Linked DNA regions of Homo sapiens: region 2 is linked to region 1. The links are chromatin loops, found by intact Hi-C in ENCODE. Cell type or tissue: chondrocyte. All regions are shown on one strand. Links, peaks and the distances in the headings refer to the core of each region. The heading gives the core; the rest is flanking DNA.

What was found. Peaks named below come from ENCODE experiments on the same cell type or tissue, not always from the same donor. Only the 100,000 strongest peaks of a DNase experiment are listed, where the experiment ranks them.
Region 2: a loop joins it to region 1, with 2.8 times the contacts of the local background. A loop is called at or near these places in 2 of 110 quality-filtered maps.

What each region holds. Positions count from the first base shown.
Region 1 is chr1:11,469,390-11,486,305 of GRCh38, reverse strand. It overlaps DISP3 (dispatched RND transporter family member 3), which reads right to left and starts at 7,151. Exons shown (of 21, transcript NM_020780.2): 1 at 6,934-7,151. RefSeq lists an enhancer at 5,999-6,600 and a silencer at 7,245-7,564. In chondrocyte, for the core only: CTCF peaks have their summits at 7,262 and 7,463 (motif pointing left); no DNase peak of the experiment used is centred there.
Region 2 is chr1:11,036,540-11,039,039 of GRCh38, reverse strand. MASP2 (MBL associated serine protease 2) reads left to right here. Exons shown (of 11, transcript NM_006610.4): 7 at 1,229-1,347. Among named protein-coding and RNA genes, the nearest start is that of MASP2, 9.4 kb to the left of the region's middle. In chondrocyte, for the core only: CTCF peaks have their summits at 1,053 and 1,268 (motif pointing left); no DNase peak of the experiment used is centred there.

The sequences.
Region 1 (16,916 bases), core at 6,377-8,876:
AAAAACCAACATCCTGCCTTTGTGAAGTCACAAGATGATGCCTTAAAACCAACAAATACTTTTCAACCTGGGCGTCCCCACACACGATCATGTCCAGAGGGGTGCAAGTCTCAGCTGTGTCTACATGGAAGGAAAAGGGGGAAACATCTGGATGAAAGCCAGCAACGTCCTGCCACTCTGCCAGATGCTGCCCACATCTGGACATTCAAAAAGTGATCTGTTCGGTGGCTTAGCAGTCGAGAAGCAAATGGTCAGCCCACATCACCCTATCCATCAGAACACAGAGCCCGAGTCCCTATGCACAATTACCCAGATTACTGAAGGACTCATAAGGTACTTTGGCTTCAATCATACTCATCCTCAAAGGCCCAAATCAAGTGAAAGTAAAGGCCAGAGTGTGGGGCTCAGTCCTTGTGCGCATGGCAGCTGGGTCCCATCTCCACTGCTTATTAGTAAGCTGCTTAGACTCTCTGCACTTCACATTTCTCATCCTTAACATGGAGATAACAGTGCTATCCCCCTTGCTGAGCAGGTATGAGGATGAAATGAGATCATATCTGTAAAGTTCTAAGCCAGGGCCCGGCAGGTAGTAAACATTCAAAATATGTTGACTGTTATTATCATGATCATTATCATCAGGGTGATTGCCCTGCAGAGCTCCCCAACGAAGAACAGAGAGATCTCCCAGGACAGTGCAAAGGTCAATGCAGTTGCAGGGTGTGGGGGACACATACTTTTCCCAAACCTCCCAGGAACACCAATTTGCCACAACCTTCCCCACCCTGACCCCCGTTGAAGCTGCCTTCCCCAGAGACAAGATCACCACATCCTCCTTCACGACAGGAGTGGCTTCCAGCTGGCAGTCACGTCTCCTCTATTAACAAGGCTTGGCAAAGGACACATCATCCAGGTGCCAGTGTATGTGCTGGATGCCCCGAGCAGATGGCTGGGCGGAGTGAGCCTTCTCCACTGCACCCTCCTCCTACCAAGACATCAAGCTCATGGACAGTCTAGTTGCACTGGGGGCAACACCTACAGGAAACCTTCCTCCTGACCCTGGAGAGACCACTTGACTGGATCATGCCGTCTCAGCCCCAGGGGACAGCTGGGTCCCTCTTCTACTGTGGTGGGGGGCCTGGCTGAGACACCATTAATCATCTATCACCTCTGCTCCTTCAGCTAGAGGTCCTGGGGGGTGGGAATGGGGACTCTGATGAGCTCTACAGGGACAGAGACAGAGACCTTTCCATTAGGTTGGTGCAAAAGGAATTGGGGGTTTTGCCATTACTTTCAATGGCAAAAATCACAATTATACTTTTGCACCAACCTAACACTTCTACAAGCCCACACCTGGCACACAGTAGGACTACTCAGGCAGATGCTTGTGAGATGGGAAATAATGGAGAAGGCCTTTTCTGGCAAAGGAGGTTGAGGTCCCTGGACACTATCTCCCAGGACATCACTCTGTGGTTCCAAGAAGTGCCCCTGTAAATGGTACCTGCTAGAATCTAAATCCATGCCAATCCTTCCCACTGTCCTTACCACCCCCTTGTTCCCAGGTCAAGCTCACTGTATACAGAAACACCATAACCTGCCACCCAACAGCCTTTTCCAAACTGGCAGGTTCCCCATCTGGTTTGCTCAGAGGGAGGAACGGATGGGAGGAAGTAAATTGCCAAGATCAAGGGCATGCCGGGAGTTCTGCAGACGAGACCCTCTCCAGCATCTTCTCTCCCCTGAGTTCAGGGAGAAACATACCCAGACCTTACACTTCACTAATGCCCTCAGGGGATGGCCCCAGGATGCTGCACCGGGTTCTTCCTTCCAGGTTTTGGCAGACACACAGCCTCTGCTGGTACACATGCCAGCAAGCGTGACCAGCCTGGAGGTGTAATATAAATAGCCTGCCGCTGCCCATCAGCTCCTCCGCCCCCTTGGCATTAGTTCCAAACCTTCACCTTCTTCTCCCCCAGAGAGAACCAGCCAGCGGGGCTCTGCTGGGCTCCACCTGCCTCCTCACCAGCAGTGTGACCTTGAGCGGGTGACTTGACCTCTCTAGCCTCAGGCCTTTCCATTGTGAAATGGAATCAGAGCACCTCCCTCTTGAGTGGTTATGGGGATTACATCAGTTAAGGTCCAGGAAGCATTTAGCACACTGCCTGGCATTTGGCTAATGTCAGAGGGGGTGCAGCGGAGAGGACTGGAGCGATGACAGCAAGCAGCATTTCACCTCTGCACTTGGAAGGAAGTTGTTAGGTTTACTGGCTGCATCAGTTAGGTCCCCTTCCCTGGTGTGGTTTGGACAATTCCCACACACCCAAGGAAGCCAGTCCGGCTGCCTGGGAAGATCCCTGGCCTGGGATTCTGAGACTCAGGCTCTGCTACCAACATGCTGTGTGATGCTGGGCAACTCACTTGCCCTCTCTGAAGTAACTTCCCCATCTGCAGAGGCTTCTCATATCCTTGACCTCTTACAGAGTTAAGTTGTCTTTCACACTCCAAGGTTCACAGCTTGAGTCCCATTCCAGACTCTCACGGGGACTCAGCTCCGGCCCAGCCATGGCTCAGAAGCCTTGAGTACCCAGCCCAGGCCACTGACTGATGAACGCAGGTGAGGGTACCGCCCTTCACTTCTGGCCTGTCTGGCAGAGGAATTTACATTCTTTTGAAACCCATCATATAAACAGGTTTCTCGACAAGAAAATATTTATTGAATGACAGTAACCAAAACAATACAGGGTACTTGGCAAAATGGGGGTTTTTGCTTCATTCAGATCAAAATCTGATCCCAGCTTGGCCTCTTCTCGCTGTGTGACCTTGGGCAAGTCTCTTCACTTCTCTGAACTTTGTTTTTCCCACACATTAAGTGAGGATGACAATTCATGTGACATGAGATGGTGGCAAGGCTTAAGTGAGACAGTCCATGTAAATGCTTAGCACCTGGCACATAGTAGGTATTTAACACATGGCAGCTATGATTGGTTGGTATTGTTATCACCAGCCTCCCATCATAAGGCGGAGGACCTGAGGCCATCAGCCATGTCTGGTGCCCGTTTCCAAAGAGCTTTGACAACACACAGACACATATTCCTCTCAATCCTCCCGCCCGTGTACCTTCCAGCTGGTGCAGAGTGGAGTGCGGCTGTCTGGTCTCCCAGCGGCCAGGCAGAGAGTGAGCTCACTGGGGGAGGCTCTGCCGCCATCCCTGGACTGGTCCCGCAGCATCCATGCCTCCGGCCTTTGTTGGGCAGCTGCAGCGTGAGCCGCACTGTCTGCCCGTGAAATGCGACTTTTGGAAAACATACATATTTGTGAGTTGGAGCATGTTTCTATTTTGGGCCGACACTGCTCTCTTTATTTATTTTCCCTGGGCTTCGATGCTTTGGAATCTAGCTTGGAAGGGTGTTTTGACAGACTTTGACACCTCTCCCAGCTCCTTTGGCAAGACACCATGCTTGGGTAGGGGGAGGGCAGACAGAGAAGAAGACGATTTCAAACGACAAGCCCTCTTCCTTGGCTAGGACTGATGGACAATCCCACACCCCTGCCTCACTGTCCCAGCCCTCCGTTTCTCCACATTTGGGTGTGGGGAGGAGTATAAGAGGGGTTCAGGTGGGGAAACCATTTCAAAGAGGGGGAAGGGAACCAAAAAGGCTAATCACTGAGCTCTCGATTTTAACAATGCTAACATCATTATCAACACCTATAGTATTGTTATTGTCAACCATCACTACTACCACCCCACCATTTTGGGGTGCCTACTTTTATTGCTGGCAGTGGGCTGACTGATGGCCCTTAGGGACACCACCTCCTTGCTCAGCATCTCATTTGGCTCATCTGTGAAGGCTATTTTTGCCATCCCCAGCTCATAGGGCTATGAAAAGAGGCTGCTTAGCCACATGGTGGTGATGGCCATCTTCCCTCTTGGCATCAGAGCCTGGCCAGCAACCAACTGCCCATGGGCAGTCTACTTGCTTGGGTCCAAGGACATGAGGCTGATTGCAAAGCCCCTACTCACTGGGCAGGACCTCTAAAGCTGCTCTCAGCTGTTCCCTTCTCTGTGGCCATTTACAACCAGCCCAGTGTCTGCCACTTGGGAGGAAGGACCTTAACTCAGACAATTCCATCCACCGCCTTTGAGGACTAGGGGAATAGGGGATGGGGAGGATGGGGAGACGAGGGAAGTATGTCTATACTAGCAGAGAAAGGGGCTTAAACCATCCAAGGACCTGGCGATCATGAGATCCAGGTTTAAATCTTCTATTCATTCATTTGTCCATTCATTCATTCATTCACCACACATCTACCAGCAGAACCAGTGGTATATGCAGAGGATATATAGACAGTAGAAGTAATGCCTGCCCCAATGAAGATTGCACTTCAGCAGTATGACCTCAAGAAAATTACTTGACATCTCTGGTCCTATTAAGGAAATCATCTAAACATCCCTCACTCAGGGAACAGGATGACTTCACTAGTGGTGGGTGCTCTAAGGAAGGGGAAAGGTAGGGTAATCTTTGGGGTTAGAATCACAATTTTCAATCCCACCCACACTCAAGAGACTCACTAGAGAGTCAATGTTCCAGATTATTAGGGCCAGAAAGTGACCCTACAGGTCACCTCAGGCAGTCCTTTAACAGACGGGAAACCTGAAGCTCAGAGAAGGGAAGTAGTTTGCCCAAGGGCAAACTGGGAGTCTGTGGTTAAGCTCGGACTAGGATCCAGGTCCCCTCACTTCCAGTCCAGTGCTCCTTCCACCACACCATGCTGGGACTACTCTTCTTTCAACCCAGTTTCTGGATTTGAAGGACAACAGCAGGAGAGGTGTCAAAGGGCAAGCCAGGTCATGGCTACCAGATCTCATGGCTAGCCAGATCTCGAGGGGGGTTCCAGAATGCTTCACCCAAAGTTCTTGGCCCCTTGGAGAGATCACTGGGGCTCTGTGGCATCTGGCCCTAGAAAACTTCCTGGGGAGGGGAACAGAAGCTGCTGAGGCCACGGTGGAGGGTCGTCAGATTTCCAAAGAGAGAGTAACGGGGACATGGAACCTGCAGTGAAGAAGGCAAGTCTGAGAGAATGGAGTCAGCTCCCCCTAAGGGTCAGCTGTGCCCACATCCCAGCAAAGACTGGGTCAGACCCAGCCTAAGGAAAGTTGGGGAGAGAAGTGAAGACAGTGGGGAAGGATGACTGGAAAGACCAAAAAAAGAGGGTGCATGTGCGTGTGTGTGTGTGTATGTGTGTGAGAGAGAGAGAGAGAGAGAGAGAGAAACCTGGGGGAGGGAACAGAGCAGGGAAACAGAGGGTACAAGCAAAGAATGCGGACCCTGATTGTACATGTGTGTGTCTGGACTAAGGTTAGAGAAAGAGGAGTGAGTATTGAGGTAGAGAGCCAAGCAAAATGGACCCTGGGCTGAAAATGGAGATTCTGTAAGGCACCTGTCCAGGCTGGGCTTCTGCCTGGAGCTTCCACCGAGCCACAGCCTCCTCCCTCCCTCCAGAAGATCCCCTGGTCCCCTGGCAGGTGTAGTAGTAGGAGGTGGGGAGGGGGTGTTTGCTCTAAATCCCCATGCTTCGCCCATAGGAGCAGGACAGTGTGTGTGTGTGTGTGTGTGTGTGTGTGTGTGTGTGCACGCGCGCGCTGGGGGTGGAAGTGTGTCTGTGCTTGGGAGTCTGAGTGGCTTTGTGAGTCACTGGGCATCGGTGAGAACACCAGGTGGTGGGCTCTGGAATCTGGGGCTTAGTCAGTGAGTCCGGAGACAGCAACCTCGAGTGCAGAGCGGGGGCGAAGATGCTGCCCAGGTCCACGAACGTGTGTGCTTGTGAGATCTGTCCGCCCACGTGCGTGTGAACCGTGGGTCTGCGTGGATTGTGTGCGCCTGAGGATTGTGGGTGGGTGTGTACTTGCGCGAGTGTATGTGTGTGGACTGTTTTCCAGTGGTCTGTAGATATGTGTGTGCGCATGGATGGGTGTGAGTGTGCGCGTGGACTGTGGGTGTGCGCGGGCTTCTGAGTTTCTAGGGCGGCCGCGAGGCGCTGTCCGCGGTGCTGACCCGGGGAGTGGGCTGACGGAGACCTGCGCGCAGTCTCGCAGTGAGTGGGGGACAGCGGGAAGCTGGCGCCGGCCGTGGAGCAGAGGCCGAGAAGAGAAGCCCCCAAGGAGGCGCCTTCCCAGCCCTGCTGCCGGCCTCCCCAGGGAGTTGGGAAAAGTTCTCCCGGCGGTGGGGTTGGCTCCCGGGACTTGGCGCCCCTTGCGCTGGGAATCTTTCCCGACCCTCAGCGCCGCCACTGCCCGGCTGCCCACTCCACCTCCACCCTCGTTCGCGTTCTCGGCAGAGCCTGGGGACCCTCGCGCGCGCGGATCCATCGCTGGCCCGGCCCGCCCCAAGCCCCCACGCGCCCTCCCCGGCCGGACCTGCAGCCAGGTTAATCGGGGAAATGTCCCTCCGAGAGCACGAGTACGCTAGGTAGGGAGTGGGTGGAGGGGGTCATTAGCCTTACTCTGTCCCCTCCCTCCGCTCTAGCATGGGCGAGAGCCCGATCCAAGGGCGGCTTCAGACTGACGCTCAACTTTTATGGACCCAGATATCCCTCAGAGGGGACAAGCAGGGGCCAGAGGTCGGAAGCCTTGCCGTTCCTGGACATCCAACATCCAACTCCCCTTGGCCGACCAAGAATGCTGCAGTCCCGCGGGGAGATGGTGCGGAGCTGGGGCCCGGTCGTAGAGGGCAAGCTTGGGTTCTGTCCACCCCTGACCGTCTTTCCCGGGGGGCTCCGAGGCCCGCATCCCGGGCTGGCTGGAGAGCGAGAGAACTTCGCGCGCGGCGCCAAGCAGGTCGGGGTGCGGACGGCGCGGAGGACTTCCCCCTCCTCCTAGCAATGCATCCCCCAGCCCCGAGACCAAGCCCGGATGGCGCCCCGCGGCCGTGCACTCACCTCGGCCGGCCGAACGGGGCTAGGCTGAGCCGCCGGCGCGGGAGAGAGTGCGCAGAGGGTCGGGGGGCGGCGGCCACCACGCTGCGCAGACTCGTCTCCTCGCGGAAGTCGCAGGGGGAAGCTTCTCGGAGCCGCAGGAGGCTGGGGCTCCCCCTCCGCTCCAGGGCAAGCAGACCGCGGGAAGCTGCGCGCGAATCCCAGTCCTCAGCTCGCAACCCGAGCACTCCGCTCCGCCGCCGCCTTTTATTCGCCGCCCGCCTTTGTTTGGGTCCGGGCTCCTACCACGGGTCGCGGGGGTGTCCGAGCCAGGCTCCGGAGCCGCGCTGCCGCCCAATCCCTGGCGCCTCTCGGGCTCCGCGCCGCCGCGCCTTGAATCAGTGGCCGGCGAGACCCTGCGCCACGCCGCGCGCTGCGGTCTCTGGGACCCGCTGTCTGGCGCTGTCTTCGCCGCCGCTCCCCCTGCCGATCCGCGCGGTGGTTCAGCCCGGCCCTGGCGCCCGCGGGCGGGGGAAGCGCAAGGCGCAGCGACCCCTGGGGGTCGGTCCCCGCCCCTGCAGACGGTCCGGGCCAGGCACCACCCCCCAGCCCCGCCTCCGAGTTTCCTGATACCCAAGTCTCTCCCGGGCCCGCGCTCCCGCTCCTCTCCAGCCAGCCCGCCCAGCCTTGGCAGGTCACCAGCCTCCTGGACACTCGCGGGCATCCCCGGGCGCCCTCCGGAGGGAGCTGCCAAGCCCAGGCTCCTGGCGCCGTCCCTTCCTCGTTTGTTCTTCATTTACCCCTCTGGCACCAGAACCCGGAGCCATACCAGCCCCTGGGACCGGGCATCCCTCCAGCTCTAGCACATGACCTGCCTGACACCCCTAGCCAAAGGGCCACAAGGAGAAAGAGCCTGGGGGAGGGGGGCAGGCCAGTACCCTGGCCCATTTCTCTCCATCAGGGCTCAGAGAGCATTGGCATTGGTGTTGCCCAGGGAGAGTGAAGTGGGACCCCTCAAAAGGGGGCCAGCTGCCAGCCCCCAGCTGCAGGGTGGAGGGATGTCAGTGACGGAAGCCAGAAAGGAGGGAGGCCATTGCCATGCTGTGTGAGGGTGAGCCATGAGCTTGTCATTTGTCCTGGGTGTGTGCCGACCAAGGACCTGGGAAGATAGGGCAATGGTGAGACACAATCCTTGCCTTCAGGAGGTTTCCGGCTTATGGGAGAGAGAAGAATATGGGAGAGTTATGAATGAAATATAACAAACCCGGCCAGCCAACACACTGATGCTGAACCCACAGCAGCCCCTCCCCATCCCCAGCCCTTATTTTTAAAAGAGGAAAACTGGGTGAGACGCACCTCTAAATGTCAGGGTGCTGAGTGGATCTCCTGTGCTGTTCACCTGCTGCTCCTGCTCTGTCTCTCTGCTGTACAGTCCCTGGCTGGAAGCTGTACCCACTGACTGGCTGTCAACTAGACGCATTGGTATTTATGACTCTGGGTGCCCTGAGAGCTTATCTATGCAGAAGCAAATGGCCTGAGCCAGTGTCCCTGCCCTGGCACTCACTCCCCATGTGCTCAAGGTCTCAAGAGAGCCATTGCCAGGTTGGCCAAGTCTGTCAGAAGACTCCCAATGGCTCCATCTGGCCTTAAAGACATTAGAGTTGGGGGCAGTTCCTGGGGTGAAGGGTGCCACTGTGAGCTGTAAGGGGAGAAAGAGACAGGAGATCTCTCCCGAGAAGTAGAGGGTGTGAAAATTGCTGTCCCAGGACCAGAGGCCAAATCTGATATGAGTACAGAGGACCAGACTTGGCACCACCCTGCAAACTTCTAGTCCCATTTGCCATATCCTAGAGGGAGGGCAGAGAATGAGGAGCCATGTGAGAGGGTGGGAGGAGGGAGAACAAGGAAAAGATTTGTTTTTAAGGGAGCAATAGAGAGACACAAAGTGTGTTCCCAAGCCCAGCTGAGAGCAAAGGGTTTTCTTGGCTGGGAGAATGGCTTGATTATTTTCCGTTTGTTTTAAGGCTGCTTCTAGGAGCCTCCTCAAAGTTCTCCAAGGCTCCAGCACTGTTCCTCTCAGTCTGACAAATCCACCGGCCATCCCATTGGTGTGCCCCATGGTGCTGTGCCACCCTCAGTCCATGCCTGGGGATACAGCTGCCACTCTGCTGGGAAATAGATTTAGTGGGTTTGATATAGGTCCTTGATGAAATTCTCACCACCTTCAAAGGGGTCCTGCTTCATGTTGCCTAGCTGGCCATAGCTGTGGCCACCTTGGCCACACCCTCCTCAGAACCCTCTCTGGCCTCTGGAGACTTCCAGAGGATCTCCAGTGGGGCTGGGCTTGCTCTGCCCTTGGTGGGGGATTTTCTATGAAGGGAGGGTGCAGAGGCAGAGGCCTGTGGAGGGGGAGAGGAGGTGCACGGTGTGGTATCCAGGAACACTGGAAGGATGCAATTTTCCCAGGCCATCAGTGAGGTTTTAAAAATGCAAATGGAACCAGGCCTTTGAAATATGCCTGCCATAAAGGGGAACCGGTGGTGGCAGTGGAGCTGGTGCAGGTGTGGAAAGTCATGAGAATCCTCCTCCTGGGGTTCATCCCCAGGTTTCCTCCCCTTCCCCTGCCCGCGCCTGCTTGCAGGAAGCGTGTTTACTACAGGGGCCTGGGGATGCTGGCCTCACACATCCCTGCCCAGCCACAGGGTACTTCCCTGAAGCCTCCTGTACCTCCAGGTGAGTAGTAAAGATGACTCTGGTGGATAATGATCCACCCAGCTGAAAGGCTGCAGAGATTAAGATTCTGTGTCCCCTCTGGCTCCTTGTTCCAGTGCTGTCTGGTGGAAGTTCTTCCTGGGTCTGATTTAAATGCCTCATGGTGCCGATAAGCTGCTCCCCTTATACTCTGTCTTCACAACTAATTGAAAAGCCTTCTTTGCAAGGGATATGAGCTATAAAGGGCTGCTTTGTCCTCTCTTCCTATCCCTTTATTTCTACTTCTATTTTCTCTCCAACTAGGTCTGAAGCAGAGCCTCTGAGCTGAGCTTCTGATTCTACCTCTCCCAGTAAAGCCATATTTCTGTTCTGCCCCTTACCAGCTGCGTGACCTTGGGAAAGTCACTTCACCTTGCTGAGCCCCAGTTGTCTCATCTATAAAGTGGGGATGGTAAGAATATCTGTCTCATTGCAGTGGTTATAGTTATAAATGAGATCATCTCTGTGCAAAAATTGCATTTAGCACAGTTTGTGGCACACATTAAGCACTAAATACACATTAGCAGTTTCTTCATCATATTGTTACCGCTTACTTGGCAAGTGCTGACCATAACACATCTCACTTTTTGTGACACCCCTCCACACCGCCCCGTGAAGGGGGGTTGTATGCAAATCAAGTCCTCCCACCAGATGGGTGAGCAGCTGAGGGTTGAGCATATGGGGAGGGTTGGGAGTGTTTATCTTTTAAAATATGGTATTAAGGCACTGTCCCAGCACCAGGGAATAGAATAAATGGATTTATAAGTAATCCCCTCTTCAATCTGCTAAGGCATTGACTTTGGCGCTCTTGGCCCCCAGCCCCAATCTCACCTTCTCCAGGAAGCCACTGGGCAGAGTCAGGTAGGCTGGGGTATGCTGGAAAGAGCTCTAGATTTAGGAAACTGGGTTTGATTTTTATGTGTGTCTTTTATTAGTATGACCTTGGGCAAGTCACTGCATTTCTCTGAGACTTAGTTTCCTCATCTGCAAAGTGGGAGTCATAATGACCACTGCCAAAAATATTCCTGCTTAATAGTCTCTTCAGCTAAAGTAGAACACAGATTTATAGGTAGCCATTTGATAATTAGTTCTAGATATAGTTATAACTATATATAGGAAGTGATAATAGGATGATTAATCCCTGTTTCCATTATTTTCAGGGTTGATTGCACTTCATGTGACATAATAGACACAAAAAAACTCAAGGAGCTTGCCCAAGTTCCTGGTGAATGAATTTCTGACTCCAAGTCACATAGAAACTTAGTGGAAGAGCTTGGGTTGGACTCCAGTTCTCCCAGCTTCCAGAAACACCATCCTTCCTCTCCCCAGCGCCTTCCTCCCTGAAGCTCTGTTCAGGAGATGAGCATGAGCTTATGGTTGGGGAAAACATTAGAGGGTCTCATAATTAAAGAGAACAGAGAGAGCTCTGAAGAAGGGCCTGAGGAAGGCTGACAGGGCTAGGCTTAGGGCAGGGGTATTGCAGACACGGCCTGGGGGAGGCTGGACAGATGGCAGCTCTCCCCTCCTGCCTCCCCCAGAATTCTGCAAACAGCCAGGCCTAGCACTCCTTTCTCAGCCTTGCCTGCCTCCTCCAAGAGAGCAGGCATCCTGTGCCAGAGTGAGTACAATCCAAGTTATTAATTGCCTGCAACAATTAGCCCCAGCGCCTGGGCCTGCAGACACCCAGGCTCTGAGAGAGGGAGCCAATTACAGCTTCATCAATATTCACGCTGTCGCATAATCCTCTTCCAACAAGACGGCCCCCTTGTCCCCCATCCACATTTCTAGGGGTCTTTGCTCTGACCCCAACATCTGGAGAAGACTAAATATTGCTGAGTTCTTCAAGAGGAAAAGTCACTGGAGGGGTTAGACCCGAGGGGCTATTAGCATAGCAGAGCCAAGGCATTGGCAGGGAAGAGCAGGATCCTGCCAAAGATCTGGACAGTGTGACATTAGCCAAAGACAGTCCCATTGTTGGGGAGAGATTATAACCTCCAGGTTGAGGGTTTTACGTGGATACCCTGAGGGTTCTTATTGATAGAACCGGCCTGAAAGGAGGTCATAAATACCCAAAAAGTTCTAGTTTTAATCCCAGCTCAGTCACATACCAGCTTTGTGGTTTCTGGAGAAGCCCTTTGCATCTCTGAGCTCATGTCCTGACCTGTAAGCTGGGGGCAGTGGCCACCCCTTCCCATGGAGGAGGATTAAGGGACATGCTTTGCAGGGGCACATAGCAGTACAGTGAATGGTACAGAGTGGGCTGGAATAAATGGCTGTGCTTGTGTTTGATCCAGAAAAAGCTCCAGAAGGAGATCTCCTGACCCCCAGAGAAGTATAGGGTGATGGGGAACAAGGCAGATGGGCAGTTAGGAGGCCAGGATGCTGACCCTAGATTTGCTCTAACATGCTCTGTGGTCTTGGTGACCTTCCATCTTTGGCCTCTTGTTTCTATTTGACAGATGAGTACATGAGCTAGATGTGCTCCAGGGCCCCTCTGACTGTGATCTTCCAGGAGAATATGGGAAGACAGAATGAGTTCAGACTGGGTAGGAGGCCACAGGGAATATGCAATCCCCGATTTTCCAAGGAGGTAAACGGGAGCAGTGGTCAATGTGATGGAACCGCCAAAAGTGTGTGAAGGCAGGCACATAAATAGTTAAGCCACAGTCACACATTTGTTGGTTCTGCGGTGGTAAAAGAAACCACATATCTTTTATCAAAACAGAAAATAAAAGTCATCATCTTGTTCAGAACTCCTGGGAAAGGCTGAGTAGAAGTCCCAGCACAGGCCTTGTCCCTGGGGTGTTTCAGAACCATGGACAGTGGCTGCTGGCAGCTGGGGTGGAGATGAGGGCGAAGGGATGAGGGGCAAGAACTCAGCCACCGAGTTGAGTACTCGGAGGCAGTATGATGTTCAGGGTGAGTGATGTTGAGCAGGTCCAGGTTCAAGAATAGCAGTTACAACTGGCTTTTTTTTTTTATGAGGTCTCTCTCTGTCACCCAGGCTGGGGTGCAGTGGTGTGATCACGACTCACAGCAGCCTCGATCTTCCTGGGCTTAGGTAATTTTCTCAGCCTCCTGAGTAGCTAGGGCTACAGGCATGGGCCACCATGCCCAACTAATTTTTTCTTCCGTAGAGATGGGGTTTTGCCATGTTGCCCAGGCTGGTCTCAAACTCCTGGGCTCAAGCAATGTTCCACCTCGGCCTTCCAAAGATTGATGCCCAGACATAAGAAGTGCTCAGTAAATGTCAGCCATTATTATTATTATTATTATATTTTTAGAGACAGAGTTTTAGAGACCTTGGCCTCCCAAAGTGCTAGGAGTACAGTCATGAGCCACCACACCAGGACACACCTGACTTTTGAGTGCCCAGTGGGGTTGCTTAAACCTTCAGAGGGTAGGGGTCTTCCTCTGTGCCCCCTCCTAGGAATATCTAAGGTTCCTGGTGCACCTACCTGTGTACGGGCTCTTCGTGACTCAGCACAGAATCCCAGCCCCACCTCCCCACTCTGCCCTGCTCCTCTGTCTCTCTGGCTTTGGTTTCCCGGCACAAGTTGCCCAGTGCCTTTGACCACCCCAGTCAGCCTGGCTGGCCCACTGGTGCCAGGAGCCAGGTCAGCTTTAACCCTGGCCACCAAATCCCATCTGAGCCTCAGCAGTGACAGCAAGAAAGAGCTTTTCTGGCATCGTCCCAGTCAGGAATCTGTGCAGCTCTGATGGGCTGCCTCAGTGCCAGCTCCTATTCCGGCACTTTCAGTGTAGGCAGGGTGGAGCCTGTTCAGTGCCAGGACCCCTGAACTGACATGTAGGGCTGGTAGGCAGATCATCAGTGTCCTGGCAGTTAAAATACTTTTTTATGCAGCAAGGGATGCTACTAACAACATCAGCAACAATAATCATTAATGGCTGCCATTTCTTGATTGCCAGATCCTATGTATGTATTATTTCCTTCAAACTCACAACCACCCCATGAAGCAAGTCCTCTTATCATCCTCATTTCCAAATGAGGAAATTGAGGTACAGAGAGTAGTAAGTTGCTACAGCAGGTAGCAACCCAGTCAAACCCACCCAGGCAGTTTGACTATAGCCCAAGTTCTATATGACATTATTCTTCCCATTTTACAGTTGGAAAAACTGAGGGTCAGAGAGGTTGAAAGACATGGTGAGGGTCACAGTAATGGAGAGGATTTGAACCCAACGTTGCTGATGCGGTAGATACTGTTTATCTGCTCTACTCTTCTGCTCTCCATGGAACTAAGTCCCTGTTGGGTGCCCACTCTCAGCACTCCCTACTGTGGCACTGAGGTCTCACCCTAAGTCTAATCACAACTAAACTCATCTCCCTGTTCATCCTTAGGGAAGTCACAGCCTCTCTCTGAGCCCAATCTACCAAGGGAAACTTTCTAAGGCAGAGCTCACATTCCAACTTGAGAATGGCTTCATTTGATGAGATTCTTCCCTGGAAACCAGCAGAGTCATGCCATCCTGCAAACTGGCAGGGTAGTTTCCAGGACCCAGGAGGGCCGAGTCATGCCCATACTTCCAGGACAAGATGCAGGGGCCAGGGCCACTAGCTGTAAACACACCGTGGGATTGGCATCACCTGGCACAAAATGCCAAGTCATCGCCTAGCCTATCATTTCACAAATGGGGAGACTGAGGCCCAGGGCGGGTGAGCATGGTGGTGTGGTTTCCTCCTGACAGTACTGTCCTTTTGGCCACCCCTCCAAGCCTCTGCGCCCTTCCCAACATCCCTGCATTCTCATTTTGCAGCTGGGCACGACAAAGGACAGCTGTTCTTGCTGGCATCTAGGGCCACATCTGGCAGCAGGATGCAGAAGGAATGCATGAGTGGCCTAAATGGCCACATGGGGAGCAGCCCAGGCCAGGACAGCACAGCTGGCTGTGCTTGGAGAGCTGGGCTGGCAGCAAGTCCTCCTCCTCTACTCCTCCTCCTCCTTCTCTTTTTCCTCCTCCTCCACCTCTTTTTCCTCCTTCTCCACCCCTTCTCCTCTTCCTTCTCCTTGTCTTCTTTCCTGTCTCTCTCCCACACTCCCAAACTCCCTGCCTTCTTTCCTTTACAATCATTCCTTGCTTTGATAATGATGACAGTAAACATTTACTGAGTACTTACTGTGTGACAAGGCCTGTACCATCTTCTTTAATCTTCATAACAACCCTTGGAGAATAATCATCTCTCTTTCACAGATGAGGAAAATATAGGTCAGAGAGGTCAGGGTTTGTATAGCCCAGCTGACTTCGATCCCACACTCTCCTGCTCCTTTGCTCTTTGGGGGACAGTAGCACTTCATCACACATGGGGCAAAAAGACCAGAGATGGTGCCATCCATTCTCTTTTGATCTTGGATGTGTTGTTTGGCAGACGCCTTTTTTTCTTTTAATTTTTATTTAAAACTCTAAGCTGATTTCATCCCCACCCCTAGTGTGCTTCATTCTCTGTTCCTTCTCAACCTCTACTTCCCAATGTGTGTACACACAGCCAGGGGTCAGCTGATGGTCAACATTCCACTGACTCAGGAAAGTGGAACCAGACCATCACATGTGGGACCTAAGTTCAGAGGACTTCCCCTGTCCCCAAGGATGTTGTGGTTGTCATCATTTTCAATCCAATCAAAGGGGCGTGCAGAGCAGGTGGCTCAGAATATGGAGTTTGTGGACAGACATACTTCAGTCTATTCATAGCTGTGTCACTTACTGGCTGGGTGATGTTGGCCAAGTCGCCTCAACTCTCTGAGCCTGTTTCCTCACCTGTAAAATGGAGACAACACCTGCCTCAAAGAGCAGCTGTGAGGATCAAATAAGTCTGTGTGTATAGTGTGACCAGCACATAGCTGTCCCCAGGTAATGTGATTGCCCTACTCCATCTCATTGTGGATCTAAATAACTTGGAAAAACATATTCCTTCCAGCCCGTGGGGGCCCCTGAAGACTCATTTCCTAGGAGTTGTTTCCTCTGCCAAATATTTGGTAGGATTTAGATTACAAGGTAATAGCCAACATTTTTCTATGTGCCCTTTGTGTGATGTGCAAATTGCTCATATCATATATAGAGCATGTAGGTTCAGAGCACAAGCCCTGGAAACCAATGATCTGGGTTCAAATCCCAGCTCCGTCGCTTACTAGCTGTGTGACTTTGGACAGTCACCTAACCTTTCTGTGCATCAATTTCCTCATTGTAAAAGGGGCTAATAGAAGTGCCTACATCTCGATGCTGTGCTAAGAAGTTAGGGGGTGCCTGGAAAGTTGTGAGATCGATGCCCAGACATAAGAAGTGCTCAGTGAATGTCAGCCGTTATCATTATTATTATTATTATTATATTTTTAGAGACAGAGTCTTGTTCTTTGGTCCAGGCTGGAGTACAGTGGTGCCTTCATAGCTCACTGCAACCTCAAATTCCTGGGCTCAAGTAATCCTCCCACCTCAGCTTTCCAAAACATTGGGATTACAGGTATGAGACCACACCTGGCCTCAGCTGTATTATTATTATTATTATTATTTTATTATTTTGAGATGGAGTCTTACTCTGTCACTGAGGATGGAGTGCAATGGCACGATCTTGGCCTACTGCAACCCCCATCTTCTGGGTTCAACCAATTCTCCTGCCTCAGCCTCCCAAGTAGCTGGGATTACAGGTACCCGCCACCACACCTGGCTAATTTTTGTAATTCTAGTAGAGATGGGGTTTCGCCATGTTGGCCAGGCTGGTCTTGAACTCCTGACCTCAAGTGATCCACCTGCCTCGGCCTCCCAAAGTGCTGGGATTACAGGCATGAGCCACTGCACCCAGCCCAGCCATATTATTGTTTTGTCTCCACAATAATCTTGGAAAGTGAGGTTAAGTCATAAGTCCAAGGTCACACAGCTAGTAAATGGCAAAGCCCTTTGAACTGGGGTCTGACTGGTTCCCAGGCCTAAGGGTTTCCCGCTGCAGCCTCATGTCTCTAAGGTTCATGGGTCCCACCTGTGGCTCAGCCAGTCTCCTCCAATGCCACAACCCAGGTGAGCTCCTCTTCCCACTCTCATGCTTTCTCTTGTACCTGCCTCAGCTGGAAGCTTGCCCTTTCTTACTGAATTGTTTATTTCTAAAACACACTCCTCCTTAACTCCAGCTGAGTGCCTTGGGGCTTCCTACGCTTGAAACTTGCTCACTTTGCAGGGTTCCCACGGCATGGGTGCCTGTAGAAACCCCAAATTCAAGTCTTGCTCCCCACTGGGCTCATAGGAGACCTAAG
Region 2 (2,500 bases), core at 1-2,500, 440 kb after region 1:
GAGTTCTAGGTGGCAGAAGAGTATGTGCAAAAGCCCAGAGGCTTCACTCTTCAGGGTGTGGAGCTGTGGAAGTTGAAGTGTGGGTATGAGTTGGGGCAGGGGAAAAAGGAGTTCTGACCATGGAGTGTTGCACCAGAGCCACAGCTTCAGCAGTTTGCAGCCAGGATCTACACACTCTGCCTCTCAGGACCACCCCCACTGGCCCTGGCTCTGCCCTCTGAGGCCCTGCCAGAACTTCCACCACCTCTTCGTCGTGACAGACACTCAAGTGCTAGAAGCCCTGGGCCTCCACAGGTCCACCAAGGCTGTCCCTGGAGATTGATTCCTCAAGGGGAGACTTTGGGACCTGCATGGGACTGAGAGCTTCCCCAGGCCACAGGCTGGGTCAGGGGCACCCAGGTGCACCCAGCTGCCCCAGCAGCTTGGCAGGGATCACTGGATGCTAGCAGGTGCTGGAGGGAGGAGAGGACTCCGAAACTGACCAGTGGGTTTTTAGGGGCAGCTGGGGAGCACTGAAGCCTTGGGGTGAGTGGAGGCCAGGGTTTGGGGGCCAGAGTGGAATGCAGCTCATGAGGGGAAGCCTGAGGCTCCCCAAATCAGCCTGGATCTTTAGTTTCAAGTCTGTCAGCCGGTTTTTCTCCCCATGCCATAACAGCTGTCCTATGGGGCTGCTGTGAGGGTTGATTACAGCTCCGCCAAGAACTAGCCTAGGTGCTTTGTATTTGATCTTCACAACAGCCCTGGGGCAACTATTATCGTCAACCGCCCCCCATCTTGCAGATGAAGAAACTGAGACTCAGAGAGGTTACACATAACCATGGGGAAATGGAGAGCTAGGATTTAAACACAGCTCCAGTCCCATGCAAGTCCCAAAGCCTCCCCTGAGCTCTTTTCCTCGGAGTTACACTCTCTCTTGGTTTTGAGCCATGGCTCTGAAGTTCCTGGCATGGAGCAGATGTTCTATTTGTGGGGACTGCACCATCTTCCCACATAACCCAGCTTTCTCACATACCTTTTGCTCAGTCCCAGGGAAAACAAGAAACCTTAATTTGCAAAAGCACCTGAGAGTTTAATCTTGCCTTTGGTTTTAAAGAACCCTACCCCACGTATGGTGAGCTCTCTTTACATGTTAAGTATTCTTTATAAACTAAGAACTTCAGATGGCTCGATTCAGTCTTGGCTGCTGTAGACCACATGAAAACCAACAAGCCTGGTTTCCTCTGCGCAGCGCAGCCTTGCCCTTATCCGATGGCGCCACCTAATGGCCACGTTTCACCTGTGCAAGCCAAATACATCCTGAAAGACAGCTTCTCCATCTTTTGCGAGACTGGCTATGAGCTTCTGCAAGTGAGTTAAAACAAAGTACACCACGATCAATGACGATTGCTTTGAAATGTAAACATATTTCTATCTGCAGATATGTGAAAGGAAAGTGAGAAAATCGTGTGTCAGCATGATTTCTTTTGTCTATCTTTAAATGATAAAAAGCCAAGAAATAAGTTTTCAGAGGACAAAAAGGATGGCTATGGAAAATGTGATTCTGAATCCCGCCCTTTTTTCTTTCTTTCTTTATACTTAACTTTAAATTTACATAAGCGAGCCCTTTGTTTTAAAGCTAGTTTGGAAAGCTGGTGATTAAAATGGGCAACTTGGCCAGGCGCGGTGGCTCACACCTGTATTCCCAGCACTTTGGGAGGCAGAGGCAGGCAGATCACTTGAGGCCAGGAGTTCAAGACCAGCCTGGCCAACGTGGTGAAACCCCGTCTCCACTAAAAATACAAAAATTAGATGAGGTAGTAGCCCCGTCTCCACTAAAAATACAAAAATTATTAGGTGGCGGGCGCCTGTAATCCCAGCTACTCGGGTGGCTGAGGCAGGAGAATCACTTGAGCCTGGGAGGCGCAGGTTGCGGTGAGCCGAAATCACACCACTGCACTCCAGCCTGGGTGACAGAGCAAGACTCTGTCTCAAAAAAATATATAAAATAAAATAAAACGGGCAACTTTTCTGTTGGTCACACACGACAGCAGCTCTTTGTGAAGTGGCTGGAATGACAGAAAGATGAGTTTGCTATCCTGTTCCATGTGCCCAGTCTTGCATCAAATTAAAGTTCTCCCCCTGGTCAAATGACCTTTCCATGAAACAACTCCTGGGCCCACAAAAAAGTAGACAGCCCCGGGAAAGAGTATATTCTGCAAAGTTATAAATAGTGGTCACTGTTAAGGGAGGAGTATAATTTTAAAAAATGCTTAGCGTGTTGCTTTAGGGGCACAGGTAAGAAATTAACACGTCCTCTTTATGTTCTTCAAAATTGTCATGGAATCCCAGTGGTAAAAAGTAATAACATTGGAACGATAGCTAGGTATGCAATCCACAGTCCTGTGGCGGGTCAAAAAAAAAAAAAAAAAAAGAGAGACACTTTTCCCACCTTGCAAACTTCTTGTGCAGGCTCTTTTCCACAGCTCCTCGGACCACAGACTTCTTTAGTTTCTTTTTTTTT